Regions from separate parts of the Mus musculus genome. Here all the other regions are linked to region 2. A link is a loop called in an ENCODE intact Hi-C map of the cell type or tissue named here. Cell type or tissue: left cerebral cortex. All regions are shown on one strand. Links, peaks and the distances in the headings refer to the core of each region. The heading gives the core; the rest is flanking DNA.

Region 1 (3,452 bases), core at 374-2,873, 120 kb after region 2:
GGCTGCAACGCTGCTGCCATTAGCAAAGGACAATATCAGGAAGGAAAGGATGGCTTTCCCTCTAAAGACAAAGACTAAAGTTAGAAAAGAGGGAGTACTCTCTGTAGCCTTAATTTGTCAACGCTATAACCTTGCCAACAAGGGCTACCTAGAGTAATGGATCATGCCCTCAACTAGCCTCAAGTTTTCTAGACTGAACATTGTGACGGCTGATTACCATCATCATCATCTTTTTATATGAATTCGTTTTAAAGCATTGAAGTCTCTGAACAAGCAGAAGCATAGAAGCACAGCCCCTCTCTCTAATTTACAGAACTTTGTGTTAACATGATTTTACATATCCATGCATCCTCATCAAGACTCAGATATGATTTCTAGAAAATGAAGGGCAGTTGACAGAACAAGGATGTGTCTAAATCAAGGAGAGCCAGCCTGCTGAAGCAAACTGAGTCAGCTTCCAGAAGGCAGGCAAGGGCAACCTGCTTACCCACTAGGGACATGGTACTTTGTTTTTAGATGTCATGTCCAAGTAGAAGTGCAGTCATATAAAATTCCCCTTCTACCTCTGGGTCCATTCTTTGGGTAAATCTTTTAGTCAGAAACAGGCTCCGGTAAAGACAACAATGTTTTCAAGGCTGACTTTTTAAGAGTACCTTTTCTGCAGAAGGAATCCCCCCTCGACCTCAAAACCCAAGCAACCCATTTTTCTTTCCTGGTAAACTCCAGGACATGAGAAAGAGACTCAGTTCTCTCCGAGGTGATGGAAGCATGCTGGAGGCCACACGGAGCCACTGTGGAACAGACTTCACTTAGCTAGCCGTCTGCCTTACAGGCTGCTTCCCGAATGTTGCTTTAACCTATTAGTACTTGCTCCGGCCTGAAACTGACTGCATTCCACCCCCAACCCCAATTGCGGGCTTATATGGTGTAACTGTGAGCAGTGTGTTCCCCATGAGGCTGACTTCAGTCTGTGTCAGGTCACAGAGGAGAATGAAGCATTTCCCAGTCTCTTAAACCATCTTAAGAGTCTTAATAAACTTCATGTCTTGGATTTATCAATCAATGACTCACTGTGTAATAAGCACGTGGTTATTAAATAAAAAAGGAGTGCTATCTAACAACTGACCTACTAAACAAAGCCATGGAGGAGGGAGGAGGTGGGTGAGAAGAAATTAAACACCATTAAGCCAATGACTTGTTCCCTTCCCTCCATGGATCTTACAGTAGTATGGGAGGACAGAACTTTCTTTTAGAAACGCTGACTTGGGAACATTATTTTACCACATGCTGCTACCTTTCCCCTTCTATTTTCATTGAACTTGATGCTCCTTGTTGTTGAGTCAGGCAAGTGGTGTGGGCAATACGCTCTTGGTTTCCTCTGGGCTTCTTCAGAAGATGAGTTGGCTGCCTCAGCCGCCATGCTCCAGGCTGTGGGCCTGTGTGGCAGGGGAGAGGAGAGCACCCCCAGCGTCGATGTTCATTGCACACACATTTGGGCGGTGCAGAACTGAGAGCAGCGAGCCAGGGAACATTGAGCAGAACCTGCAGACACACATTTGCTGGCAGCCTCTCGCTCAAGTCTCTCTGCCCAGGGCCACTCTGAGACCAGGGTGTCTCGCCTGTCAGACAGGTGGAGAGACCACGCATAGGCAGTGTGGGGTCCACCAGAGCAAAATGGAATGCCTCTGTTTTCCTGGCTCCTTGACAGCCTACTTTCCCTGATACTGGGTGGGGGAGGAAAAGAGGATGCAATTTATAACAGCACCAAGGCCATCTATTTTGAGCCTTGAAGATGTTGGTTGCACATATATTCATTTAAAATTATTTTTGACACGTTCTCTGCTTAATTTATTCATGAAAGGAGTACAAGAGGGGGAAATGAGCTTAACTTTTAAATGGAAACTTTAGGCTAAAAATTCTTGAATAAAACGCAAGAGGAAAAAAACTGAAGTTAACCATGCAACATAAAGAAATACATTGATGCTAAGTGTCTTCTTCAAATGAGCCCAGTGGGGCTCAGGGCTGGGACCTAAACAAACTGATAAATGCTATTCTTTTTCCTTTTTTCCCCTTAATAGAAAAGAGCAGAGGTAAATTTATGTTAAACACCTGATGCCACGCTTGGTGTGGGGGGACTGGAAATAAAGAGAGAGCTTGGTTCTGGCCACCAAGCTTAGATTTTACAACCCTAAAAAACCCTTAAATACCTAGCTCTAAACTATGGGTTTTTAAATTTTTTTTATACATGTGTGTGTGTGTGTGTGTGTGTGTGTGTGTGTGTGACTGTGGCATCTACTGGCCAACTTCAAACCCTCCATTTCTTTCCCTTCCTCATTGTAATTCCAAGCTTCCCCTTCTAAGACTCATCTTCTTCATCTATTAAGGGATGTTCTCAATCTAGCTCTATGTTAGCACTGAGACAGAGAGCATCTCAAACTTCTTGTACTCAACCAGATTTCTTTGAGCTCCTGCTCATTTGTAAATCACTAGTTTTGTAAAAATGCAATACACTAAATATATATGCTCATTAATTGAACTGCTTATCAATTGTTTAAAAATGATACCCACTCCAGTTTTAAAAGCTTACTCATTACCTGTTGTGGCCATTTAAATGTACATAGGTGCTATGGGTATGTGTAGCTCAGTGGTCACTGTGTTCATAGCATGCATAAGGCCAGGCTGGAATTCAATCCCTAATGCAAAATAAGAAAAGAAGGGCGGAGGAAGTAGAAATGAAATGTGTCTATACATAGCTATATTGGTTTCTATACTGACACAGTGTTTATGTTTCTCACGTCATAGACTAGCAGCAAGCAGACACTGCTATACGGAACCAGACAGTGTGCGGCACATGCTCACTGCACTCTTGACTTCTTGCTACTTGCAGTCAGAGCTCATTTTCTAAAGTAAACAACCAAGCAACCTCAAGGAAGTGGCCACGCCTCTTTCCATTTATATTGGCAATGGGCAATATCAGGCTCAGATGAACATGAACAGAGAACCTCTCTTTGCTCCCTCTTCCCACTCCAAACTACTCAGGCAAAGAAAAAAATTTGTGATCATATTTTAAAACTGACAGGGACAACGGAGCAGACACCCACTTGCTCTTTTTTTACCCAGGGTCCTTCACACCTTGCCCCCTAGTGATATAACTTCCTCTTGGCAAAGTGTGACTTTCCCCTGGCCTGCAGAACACCATATCCCAAAGGCATGCATGTGCATCTAGACACAATTCGCTTCTAAGGGAGTAATCATGGAAATGGAGATTTTTAAAGTGAAGTTTGGGAAGTCATACTTTTGAAATTTGAAATCAAAGGCATCTCCTTTGTCTTCAGTTTCAGAATGAAGGATTTGATCTGTGAGAGAGAAAAGTCCGAGCAAATGAGCTCTGCCATGGATGGTTCGCTCTGGCGCCACAGTGGTGCTGGTGCCAGTCACCAGTCCTAGAACGA
Region 2 (7,855 bases), core at 3,236-5,735:
CTTTCACCTCTCTTTTACTTTTGTTTACAGTGGTTTGTTATTTAAAGGGAGATGCTATACATATTGAAGATTCCTCAGAAAGGATATGAGATGTCATCTAAAACCAGTTTATTAAATGTCCTATATGTCCTATATGTCAGACTTATGGTTTATTTTTAAATGCTTACATTTACATGGACTCCCCTTATTTTGTGGTAAATACCACCAGAAAATTTACTTCTCAGTAAAATAACATTAGCTGAAAAAAAGAACATCAAAATAAATTTTATCTCTTTACCTGCTTTATGAATAATGAAAAAGTGTAATACCTTTAGTGGCAGTTTACTGATAGGAAAAAAAATATTTTAGGTTAAGTTTTGATGGACCTGTAAACTAGACATTTCACGTGCAGCATCTCTGAAACCGCATTGATTTGTACAGCTTTAAGTGAGTTCATGTTTCTTGTTGTAATTCAAGGAAATAAAACCAATCCATTAAAAAATTATGGACCAGAAGATGTCTTGAACTTTCTATTTTTGTAGTCTGTGCTTTGTTTTAACACCTTTAACTTATAGAAGAATTTAAAAATTACATAGAAACTCTTTTAAATTTGATTATTTAGTTTGGATCCTATTAAATCCAGATGATTTTATGCAGTGCTAATTATTTGGAGTCTCAGCTTTGCTTTTGAGTTAGCAGTACCTGCTCAACTTTCCAACTGTAAAACAGTTTGAAAATCAAATGTAGCTTACATGCAAGACCCAACAAAATTAAAAGTGTTAAGTGCGTTTTGGCAGTTCACTTTTATTGTGCCCAGTCCTCAAATGCACCGGCAGATAATCATCTGAATGTTAGTTATCTTTCACATGCTTATGTGATCACACAAAAAGTACATGCTAAAAAGAAGCAGATGGTGACAGATGGGCAAGGTTGAGGAAGGTGGTTTGGGAAACCCATAGAAATACACTTCTGTAATAGCATAAAAATAAAACTATTTGATAACCAACTTACAAAAAAACATTTAGATTATAGAATGAGTTGGTTTTTGAGAAATATATTATATCAGCCGTGGTTACTGTTGAAAATGGAAGTATTCACGTTTATTTTATCTAAATGCAAAAAGTGGGCCCTGGTGACAAAAAGTGCAGTTAATTCTCTCTTCTTGGTTTTCAGAGCCCATTTCTAAAGCATTTATTGTTAGAACTCTATATAATTGTTTTTGAAATCTGTTTAATATCTGAAATAACTTTTAAAAAATATCTGAAATGCATTTGAATATTGGTAACTTTTGGTAAAGAAATCTTTTATTGTGATAAATCAATACAAATGAAAATTTAACTACATAAAAATTTAAAATCAGAAATATACACTAACTTAATAAGAAGTAGGTAGAGTCATGGGAGTAGATGAGTATGAGGTAATTAATGTAGGTGAAGGGAACAGATAGAAATAACCCTGATGAAATTTTGATTAATGAGGATTAAATGTGAGGATAGCATCCAGTCGACTCTTTAAGTATTGTCTTTAGGAGCTCATCGTGAAAATGAATGTGGCCCGTTACATGTGCATCTATAGTCTGCAGGCAAAACCAGTAATGTCCATAGTCACGTTCAAAGTAGCCCTTGAATAAAATCTGCTGTATTTCTACAAATTGTGAAATTAGTCTTAGACTCCTAAGCTTCATGAAAAAGAGTTACTTAGCTAACATTGTTTTGAACGCTAACATTTTATTTAATTACGAATAATTTTTCAACACCTGCCCTTTTCTCTTTCTGGTAGTCTGAAAATATGTCATCCTAGTATTAAAGGGAAGTTAAGTAAATTTAAGTCTCATCAGGGGCACAGTAATTAGTTCTAGTTGTTGTCTGCCTCATAGTTAGAATTCATATTTAAGAACCTCTATCAGATGGGTTGCCTTGTTACTTGATTTAATTTATTTCTTTACTATGCACCTATTATGAGTAACATTAACAGTTATCACAATTTGTCCAATAATTGAATATTGTTTAAAAGTGAAGTAAAACAGAATAAATGCCCTCCAACTTTTACACCTAGTGCCATTTACTAGTTTAGAAGTTGTGAGTTTTTATGCTAGCTATATTTCATGTAAGCTTCTTCTTAATGTGATGAATCAGACTATTTGGTAGGATTTTAATTGAAGCACAAAATATAATTGTAAATCCTCTGAATGCTGAGGATATAAAACAATAACCTTGAGTGGGAATACTAACGATGCCGATTTTTACTTGAATCACATGGCCCAGTTTTTTAGAATTCCTTAATGTCTGTTGCTGTATGATAAACAGGCAGTATAGAGAACTATAGGAAGATATATTCATGCATGATGAATTTCTGATATTGTATATGCTTAGATTTTTTTCTTAAGGGATTTTCCTGTTCTGACTTTGGTTTGCTTTTGGAATTGTGATGTTAGCTGCATTCCGTCAATTTTACATGAAAGGAGGTAACAAAAAACATAAAACAGAAAAAATTGCATATTATATCTACAGATATTGTATCTTAAGAATTAAAATAGTAGGTCAATAATTATAATGTTATATAAAATAGCAATATGAAAAATATTGACAAACCATGGATCATATGAATTATATGCTCCTCTTTAAACTATAATCTCTTAAAATCTTAATAAGAAAACTTGTCATTTTATCAAATACCATTGATGTGAACATATAAAAAGTCTTTATAAAGAATGAATTATAGATACATATCTCTATATAACATATATATTAGTTACCTGAAAAGTGAGGATACCAAAAAAATTGAAAAAGTAGTAAATTGGTTCATCCAAGTTCACAGTTTACTTTCACAACATAGGTGTGTAGACAGTTTGTTTAGATGTTTGATTTTTCTCCCATCTGTTCTGTCAGGATTATTGATTGAGCAGCAGCCACTGCAGGGCATGCCTTGCTTTCTTATAGCTGCTAGCCTTGGGTGCAAACTGATAAAGGTATGCTTTCACTCTTCCAAGTCCTTCTTGGTAAAGTAAGACTGGAGTGAAATGCCTTTGAAAATTTCTATTATATTAATATGGAAACACTTAATAGATGTTGTCATTCAGAATTACCAGTTACTTAATGTCATCTTTCAAAATTAGTAATTAAGAGCATATTTGTAGATTAAAAATTGGGATTGATGTTGTTGTTTGCTTGTTTGTTTACTTACCAGGCTTTTAAAAATGAGTGCAAGTATTTTCATCAGATGTTACCGAATGTTTGATGTTAATTTACCTGTTTGAATATTAGGGGTTTTTTTGTTTTTGCTTTTGTTTTTGTTTTCTAATGTCTGCGTGTTCTTTCCTGAAGTTTGAGCTGTTTGAGTTGTACTTGATGTGGTCTTTCCCCACTTAGTGGACTGCTTTCGTCCCTTGTATCTGGGAATTTTGTGGAGTGGATAGGCTATCGAACTTTACTAAGGTGAGGATGTAAGTCAGCACTAGATGTCTTCATTCCTGCTTGTGTTTGGAATTTTGGGTAAAGGTCTATATTGCTTTAAGGTAAAAGACACTTAGGTCATTTTCAAGATTACTCTTTTACTGATTTCTTCTCTCAGAGTATGTTCTCATCTGCAGTTACAAACTAATAGTATGATAGATGAAGTTGAATGAGGTAGAATTAGGTTGCCCTATCAGTTTGCCTTTAGACCACTGTCTGTGATACCTTCTCACCTCCACAGTGATCATGAAATTGATGAGCTGGTTTGCTATGGAAAGCCTTCATTAGAAGAAATGGAGAGATTTTTTAACAATTAGGTTAAAAAGCACAAATTTTACTAGAATTTTAGAAAAAGAAGTACTTTGAGTAAGAAAGAAAATTTTTGTCCAAAAAATAATACAAAGGACTTATATTTTAGAATAATGAACTTGATTTTGAAAATTGAGACTGTTTCACAGAACTGCATTTTAAAATCATTCTATATAAGAGAGAAAATAGGTGAATAGTGAACGTGTTTGACATTGTGTGTCTGTGCATATAATGCAACGGTCATTTTTATTTCTACTTCTTGTACATCTCACCTCATAACTTATATAAAATGTTTGTAGTTGATAGAAAAGCCTCTTACGACTGGCTGTGCTTTTACATTCTCAGCAATGCAAAGTCTGCATGTTAGTAACAGAGTGCATTACGTCAGTATTGTTGACCACAAAGAAATACCGCAGACAGTCCAAGTTTCGTCCAAATGTATCTCTCTGTCAGTGACGGTCCACGCGTCAGACGCAAAACTGTCTGTATTGAGGATCAGTGTTTATTGTACAGAGCTAACAAAAATTATTTAGTTTTATCACATAGATTTTCTTACAGTCCAGTTCTGATTTGTAGTTGCCTTTTCTCTTCAGATGAAAACCTTCATTTTATGTACTCCTACCCGTCTGGCTGAAAACCAGGCATTTAAACAAAAATAAAGGATTGCCAGTTTTGCCAGCTGGGGATGAGAACCCGGCTGGTGAAATGTGGGTTCAGAAGGCAGTTAATCCAGCTTTTATGCTTTTTATGGTTTTATGAAAAAAAGAGGTTAAAAACCACATTTGGCTCCTTTTCATGTATGCCACTGTTTTGTTGGTGTTGTAGGAATGCAGTTAAAGATTAGTTAGAGTTTTGTTTTATTATTGGGTAAAATTCTGTATAGGTTAGGTAACTGTCCAGGAAACAATACACCTCACTAATGAGCTATTCAACAGTCAGTGTTACTTTAAAAGGTACAGGCTGTATTTCCTCTAAGAAATGAGAGGGTTCCTTACGCTTCCTGACCCTATTCCTTAGTTTTCTTCTCTTCTCTTTTCGTTTTTTCTTTTTTCTTTTTGTCCCCACTCATATTACTTACTCAGATACAAAAATATGTGAATGCTTTTTCTATTTAAAATTCTCCAAATGTTTCTCTTCCAGAGAATATTTTCTTTACTCACAGTAACTAGATTTGTGATCTTAGGTTACAGAGTATTTTCTTAGGTTCTTGGATGCAATAAAACAATGATTTGATTTGAGTTTTTGAAATTCTCTCCATAATCTTTAAATATTCATGCCTGTCATAGTATTTATAGGTAACTTTAATGTGACTGTCAGAAATATCTAAAAAAATCTACAAAATATTTGATTAATTCAAAATATGAATTTTAATTGATGAAATTCATATGCTAGAACAGGTTTCCTCAAAGCTGAGGAAAGGGTCAAATAAACTGAGGTTTAGTATCAACTCTAATGTAGTTATGTAATTAAAGTAGGATGAGGAATATTCCATCAAGCAAGAATCACATTTGCATTTGAGGGTGTGGTTTAGTGGCAAAACACGTGCATAAGGCCTTGGGTTCTAGTTGCAGCTCCATAGGTTGTCATTGGTGATAGTAAATTTACTTCTTTTGAATAATGCTTTAAAAGTTAATGTACATGGGTTGGACATGGCAGTCCAGAGGCATACAGACAGATCTCTATGAATTCAAAGCCAGGCTAGTCTACATAGCAAGTTCCAGGCCAGTCAAGAATATATAGTAAAGCTAGATGATGATGATAAGAATATATAGTAAAGCTATCTGATGATGACGATGACGACAAGGGGGAGGAGCGAGAGGAGGAGGAGGAAGAAGAAGAGCCAAGACTATAATAGTGAAGTTGCTGCTGCTGCTGCTGCTGTTGTGTTGTTGTAAAAATTTGTCATTTTTCTGGTTTTACTTCTAGGTATTAGAAGATAATGACTATGGCCGAGCCGTGGACTGGTGGGGCTTAGGTGTTGTCATGTATGAAATGATGTGTGGAAGGTTGCCTTTCTACAACCAGGATCATGAGAAACTCTTTGAATTAATACTAATGGAAGACATTAAATTCCCCCGAACACTCTCTTCAGATGCAAAATCATTGCTTTCAGGGCTCTTGATAAAGGATCCAAATAAACGGTAAGCTTCAATGATGGTCCATAAGTTACTGATGAATTGGTTAGAGTGATTTGTGAAATTAATTCAAATATGCCTGATTTCTGGAAGCATTGTATTTGGTATAAACATTTTTCCACTGAGAAACTTGTCTTATTTATGAATGCATAGTACAAAACAGTTTAAAAATTCATCAGCTCTTTTTTAACTTGAAAGTATTATACAAACTTACCATATTAGAGGGTTTTTTTAAATAGAAATTCTTTATTTGTACTATGAAAAAACAATTTTTTCATTATCTTAAATCTTGCTCCTTTGGGATAGGAAGTTCCCTTTTCTCCTTTGAGTCTCTAGGGCTTCCTATTCCTACTGACTCACATCAAAGAAAGAAAAGTCGTTTCCACTCTCCTCCTCCCACTAAACTGTTAACATTCCTATCTTTTGTTATTTAAAATTTAACCTAATACGGATAAAAAATTGATTTTAAAAGCAAGATAACCATAATTTTTTCTTAAAGAAAGCATTTACTGCCCAGTCACTCTATTTTGTTCAGTTTATCAATTCTTAATATACTCACAGGTTACATGTCAAATGTCTTCTGAATACAAAGTACCCCATAATGTCAGAGAGACATATTTTATATATTTTTTTCAATGAGGGGTGGAGGGAAGGATGGAGAAAGGGAGGGAGGGGGAAGGAGAGAAGAAGAGAGGAGAGGAGAGGAGAGGAGAGGAGAGGAGAGGAGAGGAGAGGAGAGGAGAGGGAAATTCTTTCACTCTTTCCCCCTAAGTATCAGAACTTTTTTGAAAGTTCATTAAAATCCAGGCATCTAGAGGATAGACAACTTCATATGTTTTTGATTGTCAAGAATACCTTACCTAATGTTTTGATACAGTGTATTGTGGTTCATGTTTAACATATATTTGAGAGATTCAGTTAGTGAGTGAAAGAAATACGTGAATTCTTAGAATTAGACTTTGTCTATTTTAGTAGTAGTTGCCACTGTAGGTATCTAATTTTAAATTGTTAAGAAAGGAACTGTAGCGATGGTGTAAGTGGTTCAGTGACTAGCTGCTTTGGCAGAGGATCTGGATTTGGCACACACACACACACACACACACACACACACACACACACACTCCAGTTTCCAAGGCTCCTGCACCTTCTTCTGACCTCCTGAGACACCAAACATGCACATGATAAACATGCATGTGTGCAGGTAAAACACTCATACACATAACATAAAAAGTAAGTTTAAAGACAATATGTTTTTAAGAGTGTGTCACTGCTTTCAGCAGAATTACTCACATTGTTTAGCCTTTACTAGCTCTTGGTGTTGTCAGGAACCATTCAAAAATCATACTGAGCATTCTTAGTGACTCTTATGTTTCCTTAGACTTATAAAATGTCTCTGACCATCCCCCTGCATCCAGGTACTTTCTTGTGATTTGCTTTGCTCTTTCAGTGCTTTCCAGAGTAGATCAAGTAGATAATACAAGCATTTCATGTACACAAGTGATTTGTCCATGGTCTCACTGAAAATCCATGTGGAATAAGGAATAGAAAACCAATTTCCCGGTGTGTGCATTATGTTTTTTTATGCATCTTATGTACACCAACTTCTCAGAATAGGTTTTTCATTTAAGATGATTCTGTCACCGTTATGTAATGAGCAGCATTTGCTGGAAAGTTGTATTTAAGCAGAGCTATGCCTACCAGTTCATCTTTTTGACTTGGGGAGAATCTAGTCTTTGACTTGTTTTCAAGGGCAATGAATTTTTATCCTATCTTATTCTAACTCTTCCATCTATCTTTAGTCACTCTTTCTTATGTGGTTGTCTCTATAAGTGACGAAATAAAGTTTTGCTTGTGTTTTCTATGTCTCATTCATTTAGCTACTATGGGGCATTCCCATTCTACAGATAACACATAGTTGGGAACTTTTGAATATATGTTAGATACATTTCAAGAATGTAGGGGCCCTGGTACATACTTTCT
Region 3 (3,452 bases), core at 374-2,873, 120 kb after region 2:
GTGAACATACAATCCACCTAAGGAGGTGTGAGCTGCCTGACAGATCAGCTCTGTGAACAGCAGCAAGCACAGAAACGAAGGGGACCGGACACTCGGTCGGATGATTGTTATCCTCAGCGACTGGATACTCGGTCTCACAAGACGAACAGAACCCTCTCAGGTTTAACTGCTATTAGTAGCTTCAGATACTATTATTGTCCAGAAAAGAAAAAAAAAAAGCAGTGACTCTCTTCAAATTTATGAATTCAAATTTAAAAGGGGAAGCTTTTTGTTTTTAGGTGTGTAACCAAAGCCTTGTCAGAAAGCGCACCTAAACATGACACGATGGCATTCAGTCAGGCGGCTACAGGGGATTGCGCAGGGTCACCTAGAGATTTAATCAGGTCTCAGATGCTGATGCTAACCAGCATTTTGCAAAGTTTTTATAAATTCCTTAAAAATTAAAGAATTAAATTTTTTCTTTTGAAAATTGAAAGCAGGTTTTAGTTTTTAACCAGTCAAGAAAACAGAGGGAATTTAAAATTGAAACCTCAGGGTTTTGATTGGTTAAATATGCACAATTTATAAAACAGATTTTTCTCAAAGCAGTTTTCCGGACATGTGAAGGAAAATCATTGTGTTGCTAAATACAAAGCCAAACAAAATTTGCAGCTTAAAATTTAACTGAAGGGATATTTTTAGCATCAATTCCCAATATATTACTAGCCCTAAGTATATTATTTAAATCCTTCTTATGTAATATGCAATAATATTTAATATGTGGATTTTGTACTGAAACTATGAGCTCAAAGGGGAGTACTCTTTTCTTCTCTCTCTGAAATAGAATTTCTACATAGTTTCTGCTATATGTGGAGAAAATTTCAAAACTGCTGTGCCCAGCAAGCTTAATACCTTTCTGCATATTCTTTCTCTTTAGGGAGAGCTGTGTATGATGGGCGTTTGGTCACCTGCGTCCCTGCTGTGGAACGGTACTGTGTTGGGACTGTGTTGGTAAGTGGACCCCTTGGTGGTGGAAGTGCTACATGAGAGAAGCAAACATTAGCAGAATGCTGGTCTAATAGAGGCTGCTTGCACTAGGTGAAGGGACCTTGCCCCTCAGAACACTGATTCGGAAAGACATGTAACCTTCTTTTGGACATTGAAAGGTAAGAACAGAGACAAGAGGGAAAGATCGCTGAGCACCACGGTAGCGTCACCCCAGGCACACACAGGGGCTTGGATGCGTGCTCCCATACACAGCTCCCTTCTGTAAAAGCATACGGCAAAGACGAGGGAGCAGTGTCAGGGCTCCTCTTGCAGAAGGACTCACTCAGGAACTCAGAGAATATTTGCCTGCCTAATATGCAATGTTTATTATATCTTTGAAATAGAAGGAGTAGGAAGGAGAAAGTTTCATTTGATAACAACACCTTAGACATAAATTCTACAGGGAAAAAAAAAGGCAGCACACTTATGTTGCCAGGTTGCAGTAGAGAAGAGGGAAGCCGTTTCTAAGGGCATTACTAGGTGAAGACGGAGCTGATGTCGTTCACATCTTTAATGCCAGTTTTCCTAAAACAGCATATGGGTGTAGGATGCAAGGTAAAACATTCAGCTCCTTAATAAAGAACTGATGTTAGCTTCTCTTCATTCTGAATGTGCCTGCCTAGCTGCTCTGCTTTTCTAAGAACTACACAGGCTGGAGACACTATCATTTTCCCCGCTTTATTGATCTCTGACTGCCAATGTTATTTTGACAACAGAGGATATTCATTTTTCACCCTTTTTTCTCAGTTACCTTTAGGCAAAACCTGCTTTGAGACATGAAAATATTGCAGTACTGTAGGACAAAGACCTGGGAGGTTTTCATAGACTTGATGAGAGAGAAGACGGGTTTGCAAGATTCTGTTTAAGAGTTAGAAGAGACTAAATGACAACTTTAAATCTGCCACAATCATTTACTAATGTGCCGCTATATCAAATAAGTCTGATTTTTTGACAGCACCAAATTAGATTTATTGCAGAAACTGCTGCATAAATAGCATATGGCTATGTTATACCACCTATTTCAAATCCTGGTAATGTTTCCCCCTCCCCCCTCCAAAATGAATAATTTGAGCCAAGCTATAAACCTTCTGGAAAAATAAAAAGGAGAAAGGAAGATACAAGTTTGAAAACAGACGTAGGAGACCTGAATCTTGTTGTCAAAGGCATAGCATTTGAATAAATGTGCTGACCTATCTGGAATTATGGCTCTTCAATGCACAATTAAATTTAACAGGTTGGCTTCTCATTTTTGCACAGTAATTTGATTTTTGTTTTAAGGTTTGGGCTCTAAATTATGCTTAGATTTTGTTGTTTAGTCCACAATTACATGGAGCAAAAAGGACGAGCAAGTGGCTGTAAGTCAACCATAGCTTGAATTAGGTTATTAAGAATTATTAAGGAGAAACATACATATCACCTGGTTGCTTTTAGTTTTCATTTGTGAGAAATCATACCAGGAAGTCTTTTCTAATTTTATGTATAGTCCTGATGCTGCAAACTGTGGATAAAATATAGAGCGATCACTTGGCGTGCTACAGTGGAGAAGAGAACGGCAGAGCCACACATGCTGCAAAAATCAAAGTTCCACAGAAGCTGACATTGAAAACTCATGCAACGAATTCAGAGATGGGCAGTACCTCCATTCCCAGTCTCTCTCCAACACCCAACCCCACCCCCAAGTTTGAGACACTCCAACTCAATTCTCCCTTTTGAACAAAAGTTTCAGTGCGTCCATCGATGGGAAAGGCATTGCAAGGTCTTCCCGCAGACCAATGGGCACACCGCTGCACACACCGTGGCACTGAGCTACCCCGCAGGCTCCCTCTCTGTGGTCAGTCTTCCCAGCTGCCCTATCTGTTACTGTCTGATTAGTTCTGCTAAGGAGCCCCTCCCCTGCCAGCTTTCAGTGCCATCTGTTCCACACAAGATGGCTGCTGCCCAGCAACCTAACACTGCCCTCCTACCTGGCACCCGGCTACCATCCTTACCCCAAAGTGCTAACACAGGTTCTCGCTGCTGGCAGAGTCAGGGTTTCATTACTACTACTTTGACAAGTGCAGGGTTGTTTGTAATTTCTCTTTTATCCTGATTTTGATTGTACAACCACCTCCCACTGATTCAGTTTGCTTCAGTTTTGTTGCTCACAGATTTCACTCTCCACATTAATCTCCCTCTGGCATGTTACTGCATCTGTTCCCTTTTTTATTATTAATTTTCAAATTCCCACCATTTTTGACAAAAAGGAGGTAATCTACACTCTGTTTCTGCCCATTTCATTTTCTTTAATTTGGAAGATAAGTATGAAAGCATGCCAAAGAAGTTAATTCTCCGTTAACAGTTTGTTTTCTGGCATCCCTAAGCCTTTGTATATGAAAGACAGATAGGATAAATGTTGACAAAATCACAGCAACAGAGTCGGACCATTC

Evidence for each region. Hi-C counts contacts between places; a loop is a spot of excess contacts. Peaks named below come from ENCODE experiments on the same cell type or tissue, not always from the same donor. Only the 100,000 strongest peaks of a DNase experiment are listed, where the experiment ranks them.
Region 1: a loop joins it to region 2, with 2.0 times the contacts of the local background. A loop is called at or near these places in 3 of 42 quality-filtered maps.
Region 3: it touches region 2 in a loop (5-fold over the local background); 3 of 42 quality-filtered maps call a loop at or near these places.

What each region holds. Positions count from the first base shown.
Region 1 is chr1:176,925,602-176,929,053 of GRCm38, reverse strand. The region is part of intron 13 of Sdccag8 (serologically defined colon cancer antigen 8); the gene reads right to left. The region is part of intron 3 of Gm15423 (a long non-coding RNA gene); the gene reads left to right. Among named protein-coding and RNA genes, the nearest start is that of Gm15423, 14 kb to the left of the region's middle. In left cerebral cortex, for the core only: a CTCF peak has its summit at 1,452; a DNase peak (open chromatin) is centred at 1,563; H3K27ac peaks cover 2,319 bases.
Region 2 is chr1:177,048,064-177,055,918 of GRCm38, reverse strand. It overlaps Akt3 (thymoma viral proto-oncogene 3), which reads left to right. Exons shown (of 13, transcript NM_011785.4): 10 at 5,667-5,881. Among named protein-coding and RNA genes, the nearest start is that of Gm15423, 110 kb to the right of the region's middle. In left cerebral cortex, for the core only: no CTCF peak of the experiment used is centred there; a DNase peak (open chromatin) is centred at 4,314; H3K27ac peaks cover 1,862 bases.
Region 3 is chr1:176,929,393-176,932,844 of GRCm38, reverse strand. The region is part of intron 13 of Sdccag8 (serologically defined colon cancer antigen 8); the gene reads right to left. It overlaps Gm15423 (a long non-coding RNA gene), which reads left to right. Exons shown (of 5, transcript XR_003948788.1): 3 at 917-990. Among named protein-coding and RNA genes, the nearest start is that of Gm15423, 9.9 kb to the left of the region's middle. In left cerebral cortex, for the core only: no CTCF peak of the experiment used is centred there; DNase peaks (open chromatin) are centred at 1,115 and 1,548; H3K4me3 peaks cover 1,005 bases; H3K27ac peaks cover 2,500 bases.